2 separate regions of the Homo sapiens genome follow, and region 2 is linked to region 1. Evidence: chromatin loops called from intact Hi-C (ENCODE). Cell type or tissue: ovary. All regions are shown on one strand. Each heading gives the region's core, and the rest is flanking DNA. Links, peaks and the distances in the headings are about the cores only.

Region 1 (9,124 bases), core at 150-8,149:
GGGTAGTTATTTAAGAGGTTGTGTCAACCCTGTTATACCTGCAGGGTACCACTTAGTCAATGAGCACTGCAGTCCAGTGTGCCAGAAGGGCCTTCTGGTCCTTCTGATTGGAGAGATCATTTAGTGAAGCTTCCACACATTTGTTGATGTTCAGCTTGGGGATCCCTTACGCAGATAGCTGCCCCACATGGCTCCCTGGACCAAAGAAAGATCATTAGTATCTCAGAGATTGGCAGCAACTCCAATGCGAGAGAGTAAAACTCTGAAGACCCTGCGTCGTCAGTAGGCAGGGGAAAATGCGTCAGATTAAACAAGAATCTGTACTGCTGTTTAGTAGCCAGTGGCATAGAAGCCGGGGACTTCTAGTGTATTTCAGGCTCTGTAGAGGCAGGTGATGTAGCCCAGTCAAGTGGGTTTTCATGCCAGTTCTGCTGAGTGATGGTCACCAGGTAAGCACAGCTGATGGAGACTTGAAAACAGCTCTCGAATGCTAAGTGTGGAAATATTTGAGATAGAAATGGAGGAGCCGTGGTCAGAGTCGATACTGTTAATGAACGATCAGAAAAAAACCCACAAAACTGTCATAGTCTAGAATTAAGAGGAAGAACATTCTGGCTAAAGGCCAGGGCTCCTTCTGAATCTCAGATCCTTGGGGATCTGTGTTGGCTGCCCCAGGGCTGTGGCTGGGGCCGGCTCCCCAGGGCTCACCGAGAATGAACAGGAAGAACAGCCAGACCAAGTGAGAGTGATCGGCAGCTTGCTAACCCAGCCTGCTGGTGTCCCTCTCTGCTGCCCCAGGAGAGACCCCGCATCTTCCCCACACACTGCTGTGGGACTCAGGACACCTCGGGTTCAGATCCACATCTGCCCTCGGCAGCCCTGACCCTGGGCCTGTGGCTGAATATGTCTGAGTCCCTTTGTCCTAAAATGAGGTCGAGCCAGGTGTTCCTGGGGTCTTTCCCAGCCCCCAACTGAAACTGAATGCCGCGAGGCAGCCAGCCGGCCTTGGGAGGCCTCCACACAGCAGCAGTGCCAGAAATGACGACACAGGCCTCAAGCCCGCTGGACAGATCCCCCTGGCCCTGTGGTTAGCCTTGGCTTTGGCCCTTAACAGGGCAGACGTGGAGGATCTAGTTCAAAGCAGTAGCTTCGGGGCTGGGAGCAGCCCCTCCCCTGGAAACCTCTTGGGAAGCCTTCCTTCTGTGTGTTCTGAGGTGGTGGTAGCTCTGTAACAGCTCTGGGCACCTCCTGTTCTTTCTTTCCTTTGGCTTTCTTTTATTTATTTTTTATTTACAAAATAGAGATGAAGTCTCGCTGTGTTGCCCAGGCTGGTCTCGAACTCCTGGGCTCGAGCGATCCTCCTGCCTCAGCCTCCCAAAGTGCTGGGATTACAGGCGTGATCCACCGTGCCCAGCCTGTCTTTATTTTTATTTTATTTATTTGTTTTTCCAGCTTTACTGAGGTATGATTGACAAATAATGTCTGTTTGTAAAATTTCAGTCGAGTCATAGATACCAGGTAAGGCAGAGAGTGGGAGGGAGACTGAGGCCTTGGTCTGGTGTTGGGAGCACTGCAGCTCGAGTCTTGGAGTCAGGAGGGGGTTGTTGCACTTCCCTGTTCTGCTCCTTTTTCAGCTTTCTGGTTCCCTGTAGCTTCTGGAACTGATTATTTTTGTTTCTTTAATGCTGCCCTGTCTTGTAAAAGGAGAGCCATTAGCATCATTTGTTTTCAGGAGAGAAGCAGATTTGAAGGCTCAGGAACTTCCTGGGAAAGGTGACCTCTTTTGAGCCAAGAGCTTTACCCCCTAGTTTTTTGTTTTTTTTTTCTCCTGTCTACCTGGAGCTGAGAGGTTATCCCTTTCAATCCCTCTCAAGGTCCAGAATCACCAGCTAGGGTTGGGTCTGCCCCTGGAGCACAGACTCCTCCCTTGGGGACCCCAGAGCCCTTATCAGTATATCAGTAAAGGGCAAGAGAACAGAGATTGTTCAGAGCAGAGGAAAAGTGTATTTGTTCCCCAGCCCCACTCCATGAACATTCCCCTGTCTCAAAGCACATACTTAGGCCTAAGAACAGGATAGGCAGGCCAGGCACGGTGGCTTATTGCCTGTAATCCCAGTACTTTGGGAGGCTGAGGCGGGAGGATCACTTGAGGCCAGGAGTTCGAGACCAGCCAGGACAACATAGCGAGACCCTGTCTTTATATAAAAAAGAAAAAAAAGATACAAGTCTAAGAAGAGGCTGGGCAGTGTAAGTGTCCTCAGCCCCAGATATCATTTATTTGCTTATAAGCAAGAAAGAGGCGTGCCAGGGTATGAGAGTTTTAGAACAAGACTTAGCCTGTAAGTGGGAGAAGAGGGAGAACTTGGAGGGTACAGGGGCGCAGGGTGCAGAGCACTGATCAGAGAGGTGCGAGGGAAATGCAGCCACTCCATAAGGACCACGCCCTGTAGGACAGAGGCGCCCAGGTTAGCTGCATGCAGTGCAGAGGGTCCCAGGACCAGGGATCAGCTGTGAGGGACTTGGGTGGGGGGCCTGGCGGGTTAGGGACTGCCCGGCTTCCATGCTGCACACAGCTGGGAGCAATTATGCCTCTGGTTTGAGCTGTGCTGCTCCCTCTGGGTGGCCACACCACCCCCTCCCTCCGACCAATCAACCAAAGAAGTGCTTCATCTCGAGTTGGAAGTATGTCACCCCCGCCCCCCACCACCAACAAGGAAGGACCCTCTTTGTCCCTTTCCCAGTGACAAGTGTGAGTGAGCTTGGCTTTGGCTGGTTCTTCTCTAACAGGCTGACAACAGGGAGATAAACTCAGACCCAGCACCCAGGAGGTGGGAACCTCAGGGAAAGGACACCGGCTCTCCGTGTTTGAATCTGATGTTCTTTCTTTCTTCTCATGTGGCAGAGAAGAGACAGGACAATGGACGGGTGTATTACGTGAACCATAACACTCGCACGACCCAGTGGGAGGATCCCCGGACCCAGGGGTAAGGACTTGGGCTGAGAGGGGGGCCGGGCTGGGCTGGGTCTCTGTGCAGCTCCAGCACTGGGCAGGTGGCTTTGGACTGCATCGTCCCAGAGGGCTGATGTCAGGGACCTTTAGCCACACACAAGTGTCTTGAGACTCTCACCGTACAGATACACTGTTGGCCTGATGAGAGCTTAAAAGGGGTTTCTTAAATAGACCTTCCTGGTGGATGGAGGGCGGCCCGGCTGGCGGGTGTTGCTGGTCTCCATACTGATTGTGCTGGCTGCTGATAATTGGATTGCAAAAAGGTTGAGGGCATCCTGGTCTCCCAACACCCCCAAGTGAAGCTGTGCTGGGGCACAGGGTGCCTCAGGATTGCTGGTGGCTGCTCAGTCCAATGCCATCCATGCAGGGCTGGGTTTTTGGCCATGAGATAATAAGTGACCTCTCCGTGCTGCAGAACTGTTCTCACGACTTGGGTCATGCTTCTTGGGTGCATGTCCTCAAAGTCCCTCATGGGCTCTGCAGAGACAAAGCCACACTTTGAGGACCCAGCCTCCAACCACCAAGGTCCAGAAGGTGGGGCCAGCCCTTCACCCTTTTCTTCCCGTGTTTCCAGGATGATCCAGGAACCAGCTCTGCCCCCAGGATGGGAGATGAAATACACCAGCGAGGGGGTGCGATACTTTGTGGACCACAATACCCGCACCACCACCTTTAAGGATCCTCGCCCGGGGTTTGAGTCGGGGTAAGGACTTTGTGCAGGTAGCAGCAGTGTCAGGAGCCGAGGCCCAGGCTGTCCTTGTTCTGGCTCTGGGAGGCCCACTTTGGGTGGCCCCTGTGGTGCGTTCTACTGCCCTTACTGCCCTCTAGTGGCCAATGTTGATGTCATATTAAAGGGGATGGGAGGATAGCTTGAGCCCAGGAGTTTGAGACCAGCCTGGACAACATAGCGAGACCGTGTCTCCACAACAATAAAAAAGATTAACCAGGCTGAGAAAAATGGCAAGACCCCATCTCTACAAAAAAAAATTAAAAATTAGCTGGATGTGGTGGTGCATGCCTGTAGTCCCAGCTACATAGGAGGCTGAGGTGGGAGGATCCCTTGAGCTCAGGAGTTTGAGGCTGCAGTGAGCTATGATGGCACCACTGCACTCCAGCTCAGGTGACAGAGTGAGTCCCTGTTTCTAAAAAATAATAATACATTTAAAATTAGCTCGGTGTGGTAGCACACTCCTGTAGTCCTAGCTACTTGGAAAGCTAAAGCGGGAGGATCGCTTAAGACCAGGAATTCGAGGCCGCAGTGAGCCATGATCACACCACTGCACTGCAGCCTGGGTGACAGAGCAAGACCCCGTCTCTAGAAAACGAACAAACAAATAAATAAGATGGGATGGGGAGGAAGGGACTATCCTGTTTATTCCGAATGACACTAGAGTTATTTCTCTAAAAGCAAGAAGTCTGGCTTTATTTCTAGATTTTCTTTTTTATTCTTCAAGGATCTTAATGACAGTCACTTCCTCACCTTACATTACTAATCTTTAAATTAACATAGCACCAGCTTTCCTTAGGGCTGACAAAGACAAATTGTTCATTTTCTGAGAAATCGCATGAACCCCTGAACATCTTTGCTCTTCCTAGGACGAAGCAAGGTTCCCCTGGTGCTTATGACCGCAGTTTTCGGTGGAAGTATCACCAGTTCCGTTTCCTCTGCCATGTGAGTTCTGGTACTGGGGCTCCCGTGGCAGTTGGGGTTATTGAGTTATTTCAGTGTGAGTTCCCGGCACAGCAGCAGGTATCGGAATGTTTGTGTCTTAGGCGGGCGCAAGACACTTGTCTAACCCGGAGCTGGCTGTCTCTAGGAAGCTAGTTTTCATTCCTAGGGCACATGCTATTGCCTCCTGGCCCAGCAGGCTGGGGAATGCCTGTTCATACAGACAGGAGAACAGATGACCACTTGAGGCTCGATTTAAAGTTCTTTTCTTTTTTTTTTTTCAGTCAAATGCCCTACCTAGCCACGTGAAGATCAGCGTTTCCAGGCAGACGCTTTTCGAAGATTCCTTCCAACAGGTTAGATCATGGTGCCCGAAACCAGTGGCAGGCCGACGCCCTCCTCCCAGCACCCCATCTCCTATCGCGTGGCCTGTTAAACCCACACTGCAGACTTTCCAGGGCGTGAGTCTTGGTGACTGTGTCTGCTGGATATTGGGCCTTAGAGTCCCCTGTCCCTCCCGCCCCTGCCTGCTGTGGAAGGGAGAGTGGCAGGCTGGCCCGATGCTCTGTCTTCCCAGATCATGAACATGAAACCCTATGACCTGCGCCGCCGGCTCTACATCATCATGCGTGGCGAGGAGGGCCTGGACTATGGGGGCATCGCCAGGTGAGCTTGAGTGCCCCGGAAGGCTGCCCTGTACCCCGCTTCCCCAGGCTACAGCATCAATGGCCAGAAAGCTGCCTGCCCCCTGCTCACATTCCCTCCCAAAGCTCTCATGCATCTTCAGGAATGGGCACAGTGTGGCATTCAAAATACGTGAACCCGCCAGGCGCGGTGGCTCACGCCTATAATCCCAGCACTTTGGGAGGCTGAGGCAGGTGGATCACCTGAGGTCGGGGGTTCGAGACCAGCCTGACCAACATGGAGAAACCCCGTCTCTATTAAAAATACACAATTAGCTGGGCGTGGTGGTGCATGCCTGTAATCCCAGCTCCTGGGGAGGCTGAGGCGGGAGAATCGCTTGAACCTGGGAGGCAGGAGGTTGCAGTGAGCCGAGATCGTGCCATTGCACTCCATCCTGGGCAACAAGAGCGAAACTCCATCTCAAAAACAAAACAAACAAAAAAACAAAATACGTGAATCCATGTGGCCAGTCCATTGGGCCTGGAACAGGGGCCTGGGGTGCCCCACTGGGCTGGACATTAAGCCTTTAGTTACTGGGTCATGAGGCGACGGAGGACTCCTGGGAGGGGCGAGAGCTCAGTACAATGGCTCTGTTATCTACCAATGTGTCATGTTTCTGTACTTTAACAACCAGGCCAGCAGCATCTGGGCAGTTGAATATAGGGGCCATGTGGTCATCCATTAGAGTTGACCCTGGGATCCCCTCCTCTTAAGGCAGCCAGGGCAGGTGAAGTCAGGTGTCCCCGTGTGGATAAGCTGTGTCACGATCCACAGGGCCTTGAGCAGGGCTCAACTGCATGTCACATGCCTGGGGTCAGTAAAACTGTAACGGCTTATGTCACCCTAAAAAGAGTCCAAAGCATTGTCTTGCCTTCACCCTGGTCCACCCATAAAAGTTAACAGGCCCTCTGGGAAATGCTGCCTTGGACAGCAGGGCAGAAGGGCCCCGGCAGAGAGAGAGAGCGCTGTGGCCCGCAGCGACCTCTCCGCTCGAGACCTCTCCCGGTGTGGGCATGTCTTCCCGCTTGGTGTTGGGTTAACTTGCTTCTGGTCCTCTGTTCGGTGGTGGCGTTGCCTTCTGCGCTGGCCCCGTGGATGGATGTTCCTTTTTTCCGTGGTGACCTCCTCTCCAGGCTCTGCTTGGTGGGCTTCTGGTGTGGCCGCGCCCTGTGTGTGTCTCTCTCTGTGTCCTGCCAGTGGTTTTACCCTATGGTAGGTTACGTCATGCTGTTCTACCACAGGGTAGAACCACGGACAGGATACCGGGGCACCCTCTGCGTCGACGGACTCCTCGTCTGCCCAGCCACAAACAGCCCAGCAGCTGGGGACTGGCCCCCTTGGGACATCCCCTTGCTGGTTTAGCTCAAGCCCAAAAGGACTCTGAATTCATGCCTGAGGCTCGCACCCAGGGCACGGGTGTTGGTTCAGATGAATGCGTGGAAGTGTGGGAACGGGGATGGTGTTGGGGTCTGGGGGTGAAGGGAGGGCAAAGTGCAAGAGTGTTGCATAGCTGGTGGGCATGAGGTTTCTCATCTGAAGGCAGCATGGATTACATTGTCATGGATCGGGGTTGGAAATGTGTTGCTGTGTATTTACGTTATGTTGCCCGCCCAGGTAGAGTGGAAACAGGGTAGTTACTATTCAAACAGAACCTTTGCAGAAAAATTATTGTAATAAACATGCATCGTGCCCTTGTGCAGTGCACAGCCTAGGCAACTGAGCATGGTGACCCAGGGTACAAGGACCCCCTTTACCATTAGAAGCTCTGGATATTGTGATGTAAAGTCTTGGAACACATCACCTGGGAGCCGACAATCACACGTTTTCCCAAATATCATCCTCAAATGCAGTTGCCGCCCTGGTTCACTGTAGGTCTGAGCCTGCCCTGTTCACTGACCAGCTGTTCATATAGGTTAGCCCGGGTGCTTGTCACAGGGCTCGACTCCCTGGGACACGTGTCCCCATACTAACCTGAGACACGATGGTGAAGAGACACAGCTCCTGTGCAGATGTGCACGAAGGGACCCATTATTCTTGTCTTTTCTGTCTCTTCCCTCACAGAGAGTGGTTTTTCCTCCTGTCTCATGAGGTGCTCAACCCTATGTATTGTTTATTTGAATATGCCGGAAAGAACAATTACTGCCTGCAGATCAACCCCGCCTCCTCCATCAACCCGGACCACCTCACCTACTTTCGCTTTATAGGCAGATTCATCGCCATGGTAAGGGGGCCCCAGGGGTCTGCCTAGTTCCCTCCTCCTCTCCCTCCTCTTCCCTCTCCTGGTGAAGTGTGCCAGGGGCACCAGGGGAATCTGCTCTTTCTCTGAGACCTCCAGGAAGGGGCAGCATTGGAGGAGGCCCTGGGCCTGTTCACCAGGAGGCAGCGTGGCGTGAACGGCAGCCCCCGTGGACTGGCTCACCCTCTCGGGGCTCCACCCTTTGCCCCCATAGAGCTCGTAACCTAAAAATGCAAGAAGCTAGAGAGAGTTCTGGAGAAACCAGAGCTTTCTCAGTGGCTGCCCTGTAGGTAGTGAAGAGTTTCCATGTTGCTTTGTACAGGACTTGTCAAGAGGGAGCCCAGGGTCGCTGGGCCACAGACTTTACTGAACATTAAATATGTGCTCTGTTGAGGGCCTTGGGATGACAGGGCCAGGTGAAACCATAGCTGCCCACCTGCTGCCTGTCTCTGGGAGGTGACACTGTCACGGCATTTGGGAATGTCCCACTGAGACACTAAGCCTTCTGGAAGGGCATTTGGAATCAACACTAGTGTAGAACAAAACGTAAAGTCTGTGGCCCAGAGACCCTGGGCCCCCTCTTGACAAGTCCTATGCAAAGCAACATGGAAACTCTTCAGTACCTACAGGGCAGCCACTGAGAAAGCTCTGGTTTCTCCAGAACTATCTCCAGCTTTTTACATTTTTAGGTTACCAGCTCTATGGGGGCGAAGGGTAGAGCCCAGAGAGGGCGCGCCAGTCCATGGGCGCTGCCGTTCACGCCACGCTGCCTCCTGGTGAACAGTAGACTGGCTGGTGCAGGGTGTAGGGACATCTGTCAGAAAGTGAGCCAGTTCTGGGGAGGGGCGTCCCAGCGTCTGTATTTAACTGGAAAGAGGGACACAATGTGAATATGGAAAGGGAGGTCCTGCCACGTGCCCCGTTGAGGGTCCTGGGAGCGTGGAGAACCCGGATTGAGAAGCGGAGCCCGTGGGAGGCACAGCGCGGGAGCCACATGCATAGCTGGAGATGTTTCAATTCTCCTTTCCTTCGCTTCTTCCCCTGCCTTCCTGAGTGTCCCACCCGGCTCCCCTCTTAGGAGGACCCAAGCGCCCCATGAGCCTGTGACTAAATATGGCCGGCCCTTCCCATCGTCGAGGAGTTCTTGGCCAAGGTGCTGGGCTCTGGAAATGGGCACATTCTTCCCAGGTCTAGAGACCCGCCTGGCCCAGCAGCCAGCAGGACAGACCGGTAAAACCCTAGACTATTACTCACCATTGGCCGCCAGCTCTCGCTGTCGGCGGTGTCTGCATTATTTTTGGCTGCCTTTGCCACCCACCCTGAGCGCCAGTGAATCAGGGCTGCCACCTGCAGCTGTTCAGAGCAAGCCTTTTCTGTGAGCGTGGGGCAGACCTTTGCTAGGCCAGGAGCCAGCCGGCCAGCGTGCGGGGCAGATGCGGGCCCGGACGTGGGTTCCCGCACCAGCTGGCTCTGCCCAGTCCTTGCGGTCTGCAGGGCAGGGTGGGAGTCCCTCTGTAGGTACAAG
Region 2 (9,805 bases), core at 925-8,924, 82 kb before region 1:
GTCAGCTTCTCCAGATTTGGTTGTTTTGTGGGCTTATGAGGTTGTGGTGACTGGCAAGTGGCGGGAGCAAGACAAGATGGACGTTTGGATCTTTTTTCCGTACCTTTATTAGAAGCAGAGATGCCATTTCCCCATTCTCTTTTCTCCAAGTCACTGTAAAGGCGTTGCCTCACTCCCAAAGACCAGTCATGTTTTCCGTGTCTCGGTAGGTGACTTACAATAGTTGGGTCTCACGGGGTGATGAATGACAGTGTAACTGGCAAATCTTGTGTCAACAAAGCCATGATGGGCACCTGGAACTGGAGGAAACAATTTCTTAAGCTAGAACAGCGGTGGGCGAGGAATACTTGAGCATTTCACTCTTTTAGAGAGGAAGGAATACTTGAGTATTTCACTCTTTAGAGAGTGATGCCTTCTCAGCTTTGGTGCTAGTAACTACATCTTAGTCTTTTAGCTGAGTTGGAAAGTTTGTCTCAAACACACCCATATAACTTAATTTGGGGCTCAAAGTCAGATTCAGCTATTAACAAGTTTGGATCTAAATTCTTGACCTATTTACTGGTCTCTGAATTCCTCTAGTTGATCGACCTTGAAATTCAGAGATCCTGTTAAACCTCGTTTGTTGTCATTGGTGTTGAGAATGACACCAGGTCATCGGTGTTGCAGCAGCCAGGCTGCAACAGGAAATCGGATGCATTTTGGCCCATCACACGTGGTAGACATTCAGTGCTAGTTAGTTACTGGTGAGCAAGGTACCTTCCGATAGTGTAAGCCTTATCGGAGTCCTCTGCAGTCTGTTAGCTGCTGCAGGCTTTTACTACGTGTAGCATCTGAGTTTTCCCTGGCCTCTGCCATCTAAGTAACTATTCATTCTGCACTCACATGGAACCTGTTGCCATTCAGCAGGAAATATTTTTGCAAATATTATCCAAAGGCTGTCTCTTTGCCTCCTTAAAAGCCCCCTTTCCACTTTGCTGTTGCAGGTATGAAGGTCACTGTGCACACATGCTTATGACTGTAGGCGGTGGCCAAGGAGTCTATTGGATAAAGGTGTAGGGCTTTGGAATCAGGAGATGCAGATCGAATCCTGGCCTGTCATTTACTTGCTATATGATTTTGGATAAGTCACAAAACCTCTCGGATCCCCAGTTTTTTTCAGGTGTAAAGTGGGGGTATCACCTGTCTCACAGGGTTATTGTGGGAATGAACTGAGATGAGGCATGTCAGTCAGAGGGCCTTACACAACGGGAGCACTCGGTGGAAGTGGCAGTGGGTTTTCTTTGTATCTGGAGACTCGTTTGTGCATGCCTACCCCCCTTCCCTGCTAAGCCTGGGAAGTGAGGCATTACCGGTGCGTTTACATCAAGGACTGTAGTTGGGAGGTGATGAATCAGACCTTTGGGATCAAGGGCAGTCCTTTGCTGTCCTTGCTTTCTGGGGGCAGAGAGAATGATGGGCTTCTGCCTGCTGTCTCCCAGACTAAATATTTAGCTTTTGCTGTCTGAAGGGTAGGTTTTTCTTGGACTTGGGTGCTATTCACTGTGATCAAACAAAGGTGCTCTGACCTGCCCATGAAGGTGAAGACTGCGATGTCAAAGCAACCCTTTCCTCTCCTTCTTTCCTCTGCTTGGTAAAGCTGTAGAACTGGAACTGTGAAAGGGTTTTATCTGAGGGGTTCATTCGTCCAAGCTCATCCCGCAGAGCACCACTTGCTTGCTAAGCAAGGTCTCACAGCTCCATTTCTTAGTGGGATCTTGCCTCTTCTTCAAGAATAATCAGATGAAGCCTGGGCGTGGTGGCTCATGCCTGTAATCCCAGCACTTTGGGAGGCTGAGGCGGGCAGATCACTTGAGGTCAGGAGTTTGAGACCAGGCTGGCCAACATGGTGAAACCCTGTCTCTACTAAAAGTACAAAAATTAGCCAGGCATGGTGGTGTGTGCCTATAATCCCAGCTACTCAGAAGGCTGAGGCAGGAGAATTGCCTGAACCTGGGAGGCGGAGGTTGCAGTGAGCTGAGATCTAGCCACTGCACTCCAGCCTGGGTGACAGAGCCAGACTCCATCTCAAAAAAAAAAAAAAAAAAAAAGAATACTTATCTGGTCTGGCACATGGAAGCCAGCATGGGACTGCCACCAGCAATTCATGCGGCATACATTTGTTTGCCCACAGACTGTGTTAATATGGAATCAGAGGTCTGATTATGTAAAGAAAGAGTTATATCATAAATTGTCATACACTCTTATAATGGAATACTGTCTCACAGTAAAAATGGGTGAAAAATGGTTATATCCATATGGTGGAATCTTAGAAACATAATGTTGAACAAGAGAAGCAGGTCATAGAAAACAGTACCATAGTAGGATGTCATACGTAGAAAGTTGAAAAATGCAAAGCCAAACAATACATGTTGTATGGATACCTTCAGAGGCAGTAAAACTATAAAAAATGGATGGGGCTGGGTGTGGTGGCTCACGCCTGTAATCCCAGCATTTTGGGGAGGTCGAGGCGGATGGATCACTTGAGGTCAGGAGTTCAAGACCAGCCTGGCCAACATGGCGAAACTTCTTCTCTACTAAAAATATAAAAATTAGCTTGGCATGGTGGCGTGCACCTGTAATCCCTGCTATTCGGGAGGCTGAGGTAGGAGAATCACTTGAACCCCCGAGGTGGAGGTTGCAGTGAGCCGAGATTGCGCCACTGCACTCCAGCTGAGTGATGGAGTGAGACTCTGTCTCAAGAAAAAAAAAAAAAGAAAAAAGAATGGGAATAATGAATCCTGAATTCAGGAGGTTATCTTGGGAGGAGGCAGACAGGTGTAATGAGAAAAGAGTACAGAGAAAGTTTCTAAGATACTGGTCATGTTGTTTCTTTGCCTGGGTGGTGGCTCCCAAGTGTTCATTATTTTATTCTTCTTTAAACGAAATATATATTTAGAGTCTTGCTCTGTCACCCTGGCTAGAGTGCAGTGGCTCACCCACAGCTCACTGCAGCCTCAAAATCCTGGGCTCCAGGGATCCTCTTGCTTTAGCCTCCCAAGTAGCTGGGACTACAGGTGTGTGCCAGGCCCTACACCTGCTGCCAGGCTCTTTTTATTATTTATTTATTTATTTTTAAATTTGAGATGGAGTCTTGCTCTGTCGCCCAGGCTGGAGTGCAGTGCCACGATCTCGGCTCACTATAAACTCTGCCTCCCAGGTTCAAGCAATTCTCCTGTCTCATCCTCCAGAGTAGCTGGGACTACAGGCACATGCCACCATGCCCGACTAATTTTTGCATTTTTAGTAGAGACGGGGTTTCACCATATTGGTCAGGCTGGTCTCAAACTCCTGACTTCAGGCGATCCACGCACCTTGGCCTCCCAAAGTGCTGGGATTACAGGCATGAGCCACCATGCCCTGCCTTTTTATTTATTTTTCTTATTTTTTTTTTTTTTAATTTTTTTGAGATGGAGTTTCACTCTTGTTGCCCAGGGTGGACTGCAATGGTGCAAACTCAGCTCACTGCAACTTCTCTCTCCCAGGTTCAAGCTATTCTCCTGCCTCAGCCCCTGAGTAGCTGGGATTACAGGCATGCGCCACCATGCCTGACTAATTTTGTATTTTTAGTAGAGATGGGGTTTCTCCATGTTGGTCAGGCTGGTCTCGAACTCCCGACCTCAGGTGATCTGCCCGCCTCGGCCTCCTAAAGTGCTGGGATTACAGCTGTGAGCCACCGCGCCTGGCCAGGCTCTTTTTAATAACCCATTCTTGCAGGTTCCCAACAGAGAGAACTCACTCACCCCCATGAGAGGACATTAATTTATTCATGAGGGATCCACCCCCATGACCTAAACACCTCCCACTAGGTCTCACCTCCCAACTCTGCCACATTGGGAATCAAATTTCAACATGAATTTTGGTGGGGACAAACTGCATCCAAACCATAGCAGGGAGTCAAGTTGGAATGAAGCCCACAGGACTGTCTGTGAGTGGAGCTGCTCCTCCTAGCACCTCACGACTTCCTCTGGCTTGAATAACTGGCTCCTCTGTCTAGAATCTCAGTAAAATTTCCATAGTCATACAGGGAAATGGAACAACAACAACAAAATGAGAAGAATGCATTTAATTTGCTTTTTGATTCATAAAATTTTTCATTAATAGGGATTAACATAAGGGATCTTAGTTAAGAAGCTGTCAGCTGGGCGCAGTGGCTCAGCGTGCAGGCTGGGTGTAATCCCAGCGCTTTGGGAGGCTGAGGTGAGTGGATCACCTGAGGTCGGAAGTTCAAGACCAGCCTGACCAACATGGAGAAACCCCATCTCTTCTAAAAATACAAAGTTAGCCAGGCGTGGTGGCGCATGCCTGTAATCCCGGCTACGTGGGGAGCTGAGGCAGGAGAATCACTTGAATCTGGGAAGTGGAGGTTGTGGTGAGCCCAGATCGTGCCATTGCACTCCAGCCTGGTCAACAAGAGCAAAGCTCCATCTCAAAAAAAAAAAACAAACAAACAAGAAGCGAAGTGTCAATAGCTAGGTGCAGTGGCTCATGCCTGTAATCCCAGCACTTTGGGAGGCTGAGTTGGGAGGATTGCTTGAGCCCAGGAATTTGAGGCTATAGTGAGCCAAGATGGAGACCCTGCAATCCAGCCTGGGCAACAGAGCTAGATGCTGTTGCTAAAAAAAAAAAAAAAAAAAAAAAAGAAGCTATATATAGAGCCTTCAACAATTTATTTTCCTTTCTTATGTGTATATGTATTTAAGCTATTTTGTTTAAGAATGCATGTGAACGCACATGAGAGAGTGTGTATGTGTGTGTTTGTGTGTGCATGTAGGCCTGGGGACCTTGGATTTGCCTGTGGCCCTCATCAGCTGTCAGTAGTGGCCAGTGTTGGTCACAATCTGCATTTTAAGATGTCTTTCCCAGTGATTTTTTTACATGGAAAAGTTTCAGAGCCTCTTAGATAGTTTTCTTTCTCACTCCTTTACTCTTCTTTTTTTGTCCTGCTTTGATGAAAACATATCAGATTTATTGGCTCCCTTGCCTTGGCATTAACGGCCTCTGAAGATTTAAAAGATCTGTAATCTCGGAGACTTATAAAGCCTAACCGTCTCCGGTGAGCTCTAAATAGATCATCAACTGTGTCTGCAGACAGCCTATCCCAGAAAGGAAAGAAAAATAAACTCAGGCGGGTGTGAGTCCACTGTGAACACTTCAGGAAGTCCTGGGAGGGCCGGGGGAGAATTGGGAAGCAGAGCTAGCAGGGAGGAGGGGTGGAGGGTGGATAGGAGCTGAGCCTTGGGCACTAGGCCATTCTCACAGTCATTGTTGGCTGGCGGTTGCCACCCCTCCTTCCACTGAGGTGACTAAAGGCTGCTTGATTGGGAACTGCAGTTATTTAGAGATGTTGCCCTGTCAGCAGGAAAGTCCTCCCATGCAGTAGCTTATGCTTAAAATCTGGGTATTGCCTCATTTCTGTTGCTGGGGAAGACAATGGAATAAGTGTTATTTATTTATTTATTTATTCATTCATTCATTCATTCATTCATTCATTCAGTTATAATTAAGACATAGTCCCTGCTCAAAGTCCCTGCTTGTAGGCAGGGCTTTCTTCTGAGCAGTTGGTAAATATGGAATAGGATTGAGACAGTGGTCAAGGGTCCCACTGCATTCTCCAAGCCAGACGTTGAAAAGTAATCATGGCTGGGCATGGTGGCTGTATGCCTGAGTCCCAGCTCTTTGGGAGGCTGAGGCAGAAGGATCGCTTGAGGCCAGGAGTTTGAGGCTGCAGTGAGTTATGATCGTGCCACTGCACTCCAGCCTGGACAACATAGGGAGACCCTGTCTCTTAAAAAAAAAATCATGGAGATTAATTACACACTCATTTATACATTGGTTTATTTTGCATCAATTAAAATGATACATGGTACCTTATTATACATTTATTTATTGCATAGATATTTATTTGGCATTTACTCTGTATGAGCCTAGAGAGATGTTTATAATGCCAGATGTGGCATGCGCCAGAAAGCTGGTTATAAACTAGGAGGAAGGAAGGCAAATCTCTGCCGTTGAAGGCAATATTCACTTGATATACATGAATGCCAGGCTCTGAGCTGTCGTGGTGATTAAAAGATGAAAAGTCGGCCGGGCGCAGTGGCTCACGCCTGTAATCCCAGCACTTTGGGAGGCCAAGGTGGGCAGATCATGAGGTCAGGAGATTGAGACCATCCTGGCTAACACGGTGAAACCCCGTCCCTACTAAAAATACAAAAAAATTAGCCGGGCGTGGTGGTGTGCGCCTGTAGTCCCAGCTACTCGGGAGGCTGAGGCAGGAGAATGGTGTGAACCCAGGAGGTGGAGCTTGCAGTGAGCCGAGATCACACCACTGCACTCCAGCCTGGGCAACAGACTGAGACTCCATCTCAAAAAAAAAAAAAAAATGATGAAAAGTCAGGGTCCCTGACATCAGGGAGTGTCTCTAGTAGGAGACAGATGCATGGATGAGTTAGAGTCTAGTGTGATGGATCCATGGTGATGGTATGTACACATGCAAGAGGAATGTAGTGGGACATTACCTAGATATGCCTGGGAGATTTGGGGAAGACCTCCCACATTTGAGCAGTATTTTGAAGGAGTTTGCCAGACCGACGAAGTGGGGTTCAGGGATGTCACTGCAGGCAGAGGGTACAGCATGAGTGAAGGCAAGGAGGAGTAAGAGAACTTGATGTATTTGAGGAAATAAAAGTCATTTAGAAATGTTGACATGTAAGATATTAGGGATGATAGCGTAGCAAACTAGGGTTTGCAGGCTGAATCCAGCCTGCCATCTGCTTTTTTGTTGGTGTTCTTGTTTGTTTGTTTGTTTTTGCTGGGTGAAATCTGCCGTGTTTTTTTTAGAGCACTTTTAGGTTCCCCCAAACATATATACTCTCTTCCCCACTATCAACATCCCCCACCAGAGTGGTACATTTGTTAGAATGATGAGCCTGCATTGACACATCATTGTCACTCAAAGTCCAAAATGTATATTAGGTTTCACTCTTTAATTTTTTTTTTTTTTTTTTGGACAGAGTCTCGCTCTGTCATTCCACTGGCTGGAGTGCAGTGGCTCAATCTCAGCTTACTGCAACCTCTGCCTCCCAGGTTCAAGTGAGTCTCATGCCTCAGCCTCCTGAGTAGCTGGGATTACAAGCATTCACCACCATGCCCAGCTAATTTTTTTTTTTTGTATTTTTAGTAGAGATGAGGTTTCCCCATGTTGGCCAGGCTGGTCTTGAACTCCTGGACTCAAGTGATCCACGTGCCTTGGCCCTCACATGTATCCACCATTACTCTGTCATACAGAGTAGTTTCACTGCCCTGTGCTTCATCTATTCATCTCTCCCTCCCGTCCCCAGCCCATTGTAACCACTGATATTTTATTGTCTGCATAGTTTTGCCATTTCCAGAATGTCGTATAGCTGGATCATAGAGTATATAGCCTTGTCAGATTGGCTTCTTTCACTTAGTAATTGGGATTTACGTTTCTTTCACGTCTTCTCATGGCTTGATATTTTGGGTACTGAATAATATTTCATTGTCTGCATGTACCACAGTTTATCCATTCACTTTTACATTCCTCCTCCACAGTTTATTCATTCATTTACTGGTTGCTTCCAAGTTTTGGCAATGATGAATAATAAAGCTGCCATAAACATTAGTGTGCAGGTTTCTGTGCAGATAAAAGTTTTCAACTCGGTCGGGAACGGTGGCTCATGCCTGTAATCCTAGCACTGTGGGAGGCCGAGGCAGGCATATCGCAAGGTCAAGAGATCCAGACCATCCTGGCCAACATAGTGAAACCCCATCTCTAGTAAAAATACAAAAAAAAATTAGCTGGGCGTGGTAGTGCGCTCCTGGAGTCCCAGCTACTCGGGAGGCTGAGGCAGGAGAATAGCTTAAATCTGGGGGGTGGAGTTTGCAGTGAGCTGAGATCACGCCACTGCACTCCAGCCTGGCGACAGAGCAGCGAGATTCCAGCTAAAACAAAACAAAACAAAACAAAACAAAGTTTTTAACTTGCTTGGGTAAATACAAAGGAACATGATTGCTGGGTCATATGGTAAAAGTATGCTTAGTTTTGTAAGAAACTGCTAAACTGTTTTCCAAAACGGCTGCACCAGTTTGCATTGCCACCAGCAGTGAGTGAGAGTTCCTGTTGCTCCACATCTTCACCAGGTTTGATGTAGTCCATTTTCTGGATTTTGGCTATTCTAATGGGTATCTAGTGATATCTCACTTTAATTTGCATTTCCTGGATGATATATGATGTGGAGAGTCTCTTTTTTTTTTTGAGAAAGAGCCTCACTCTGTTGTCCAGGCTGGAGTGCAATGGTGTGATCTCGGCTTACTGCACCCTCCACCTCCTAGGTTCAAGTGATTCTCCTGCCTCAGCCTCCTGAGTAGCTGGGTGGCACCTGCCACCACGCCCAGCTAATTTTTTTGTATTTTAAGTAGAAACTGGGTTTCACCATGTTGGCCAGGTTGGTCTCGAACTCCTGACCTCAGGTGATCCGCCCACCTCGGCCTCCCAAAGTGCTGGGATTACAGGCATGAGCTGCCTTGCCCGGCCTATGATATGGAGAGTCTTTTCATATGCTTATATTCCATCTGTATATCTTCTTTGGCAGGGTGTCTGTTCAGGTCCTTTGCCCATTTTAAAAATCTGGTTGTTCATGTTCTTATTGTTGAGTTTTAAGCATTTTTTGTATATTTTGGATAGCAGTTCTTTATCAGATATATGTTTTGCCAATATTTTCTCCCAGTCTGCGGCTTGTCTTCTCATTCTCTTTACCACCTGTTTTTGGAAATACAGTTTTATTTTTATATGGCCATACTCATTTATTTTCATATTGTCTGTGGCTACTTTCATGCTACGATGGTATGTTAAGTAGTTAGAACAGAGATCTTATGGTCAGCAAAACCTAAAAGATTTACGATTTGGCTCTTTGCAGAAAGTTTGCCAGTCCCTGGCTGTAGGAGATGGTTTGAAGGCAAGAGCAGTTCACAAAGGGTCTTTTGTGTTTTACTGAGGACTGTAGATTTTATTCTTTGGAGACAGGGAACCAGTGGATTTTGAGCAAGGCAATGGTAAGGCTATTTCTGCGGTAAATTATTCAGGAAAGTAGTCTAATGGATGAATTCGGAGCTATATCAGTTGGGGTTCATTGCAGGAAACAGAAAACACTCTAGGTATTTTGAGCAGAAAAGGATTTAATATGGGGAATTAGATGCTTATAAAAGTCACTGGATGGGCTGATGCAATAGGAGTGAGGGGTCTCCCTGAGGTCTTTGGTTACAGGCTCACAGGCTTGCAGCTCCAGTTCACATGCCAAGAAACTACTGTGCCCTTGCAACCGCTTTATGTATTTGAAGTGGGTGTGCAGGCGATGAGGCATGGTGTCTGCTGGAGCCCCTGCCAGTCACCACCACCACAGGACAAATGGCTTCTGCCTTCCTTCTGCTTTCCAACCTTTCTGCAAGAACTTCTCATTGGTGCAACCTAAATCACACCCAGAGCCTATCTGCAGGAGGGTCTGGAAGTCTTCTAGGCCCTGCAGTGCGTCAGGGCGGGCATATGGGATAGAAGAGGGTGGGAATGTCTGATACAGTGGGGCTGAGACCAGACTCAGGGACTGACGAAGAGGACTGTTGCAGGAACTGGTGAGGTTACAATTGATGACTAGCCTTGGGCAGTAGCGAATAGAGAGGAGACAAGAGAAATACCTAGGAGGTGTAATTAAGCAGGACTGCATGGCTGGCTAATGAGACAAGGTGAAGGGTAAGG

Evidence for each region. Peaks named below come from ENCODE experiments on the same cell type or tissue, not always from the same donor. Only the 100,000 strongest peaks of a DNase experiment are listed, where the experiment ranks them.
Region 2: it touches region 1 in a loop (5-fold over the local background); 9 of 110 quality-filtered maps call a loop at or near these places.

Annotation. Positions count from the first base shown.
Region 1 is chr16:69,926,546-69,935,669 of GRCh38, forward strand. WWP2 (WW domain containing E3 ubiquitin protein ligase 2) reads left to right here. Exons shown (of 24, transcript NM_001270454.2): 12 at 2,903-2,984; 13 at 3,585-3,713; 14 at 4,607-4,682; 15 at 4,964-5,035; 16 at 5,257-5,345; 17 at 7,425-7,584. MIR140 (microRNA 140) reads left to right here and starts at 6,536; the gene lies at 6,536-6,635. RefSeq lists silencers at 3,758-3,915, 7,117-7,307. In ovary, for the core only: a CTCF peak has its summit at 3,845 (motif pointing left); DNase peaks (open chromatin) are centred at 706, 1,046, 2,692, 3,759 and 1 weaker place; H3K27ac peaks cover 1,457 bases.
Region 2 is chr16:69,843,984-69,853,788 of GRCh38, forward strand. All of the region lies in intron 6 of WWP2 (WW domain containing E3 ubiquitin protein ligase 2), which reads left to right. Among named protein-coding and RNA genes, the nearest start is that of MIR140, 84 kb to the right of the region's middle. In ovary, for the core only: no CTCF peak of the experiment used is centred there; a DNase peak (open chromatin) is centred at 5,268; H3K27ac peaks cover 941 bases.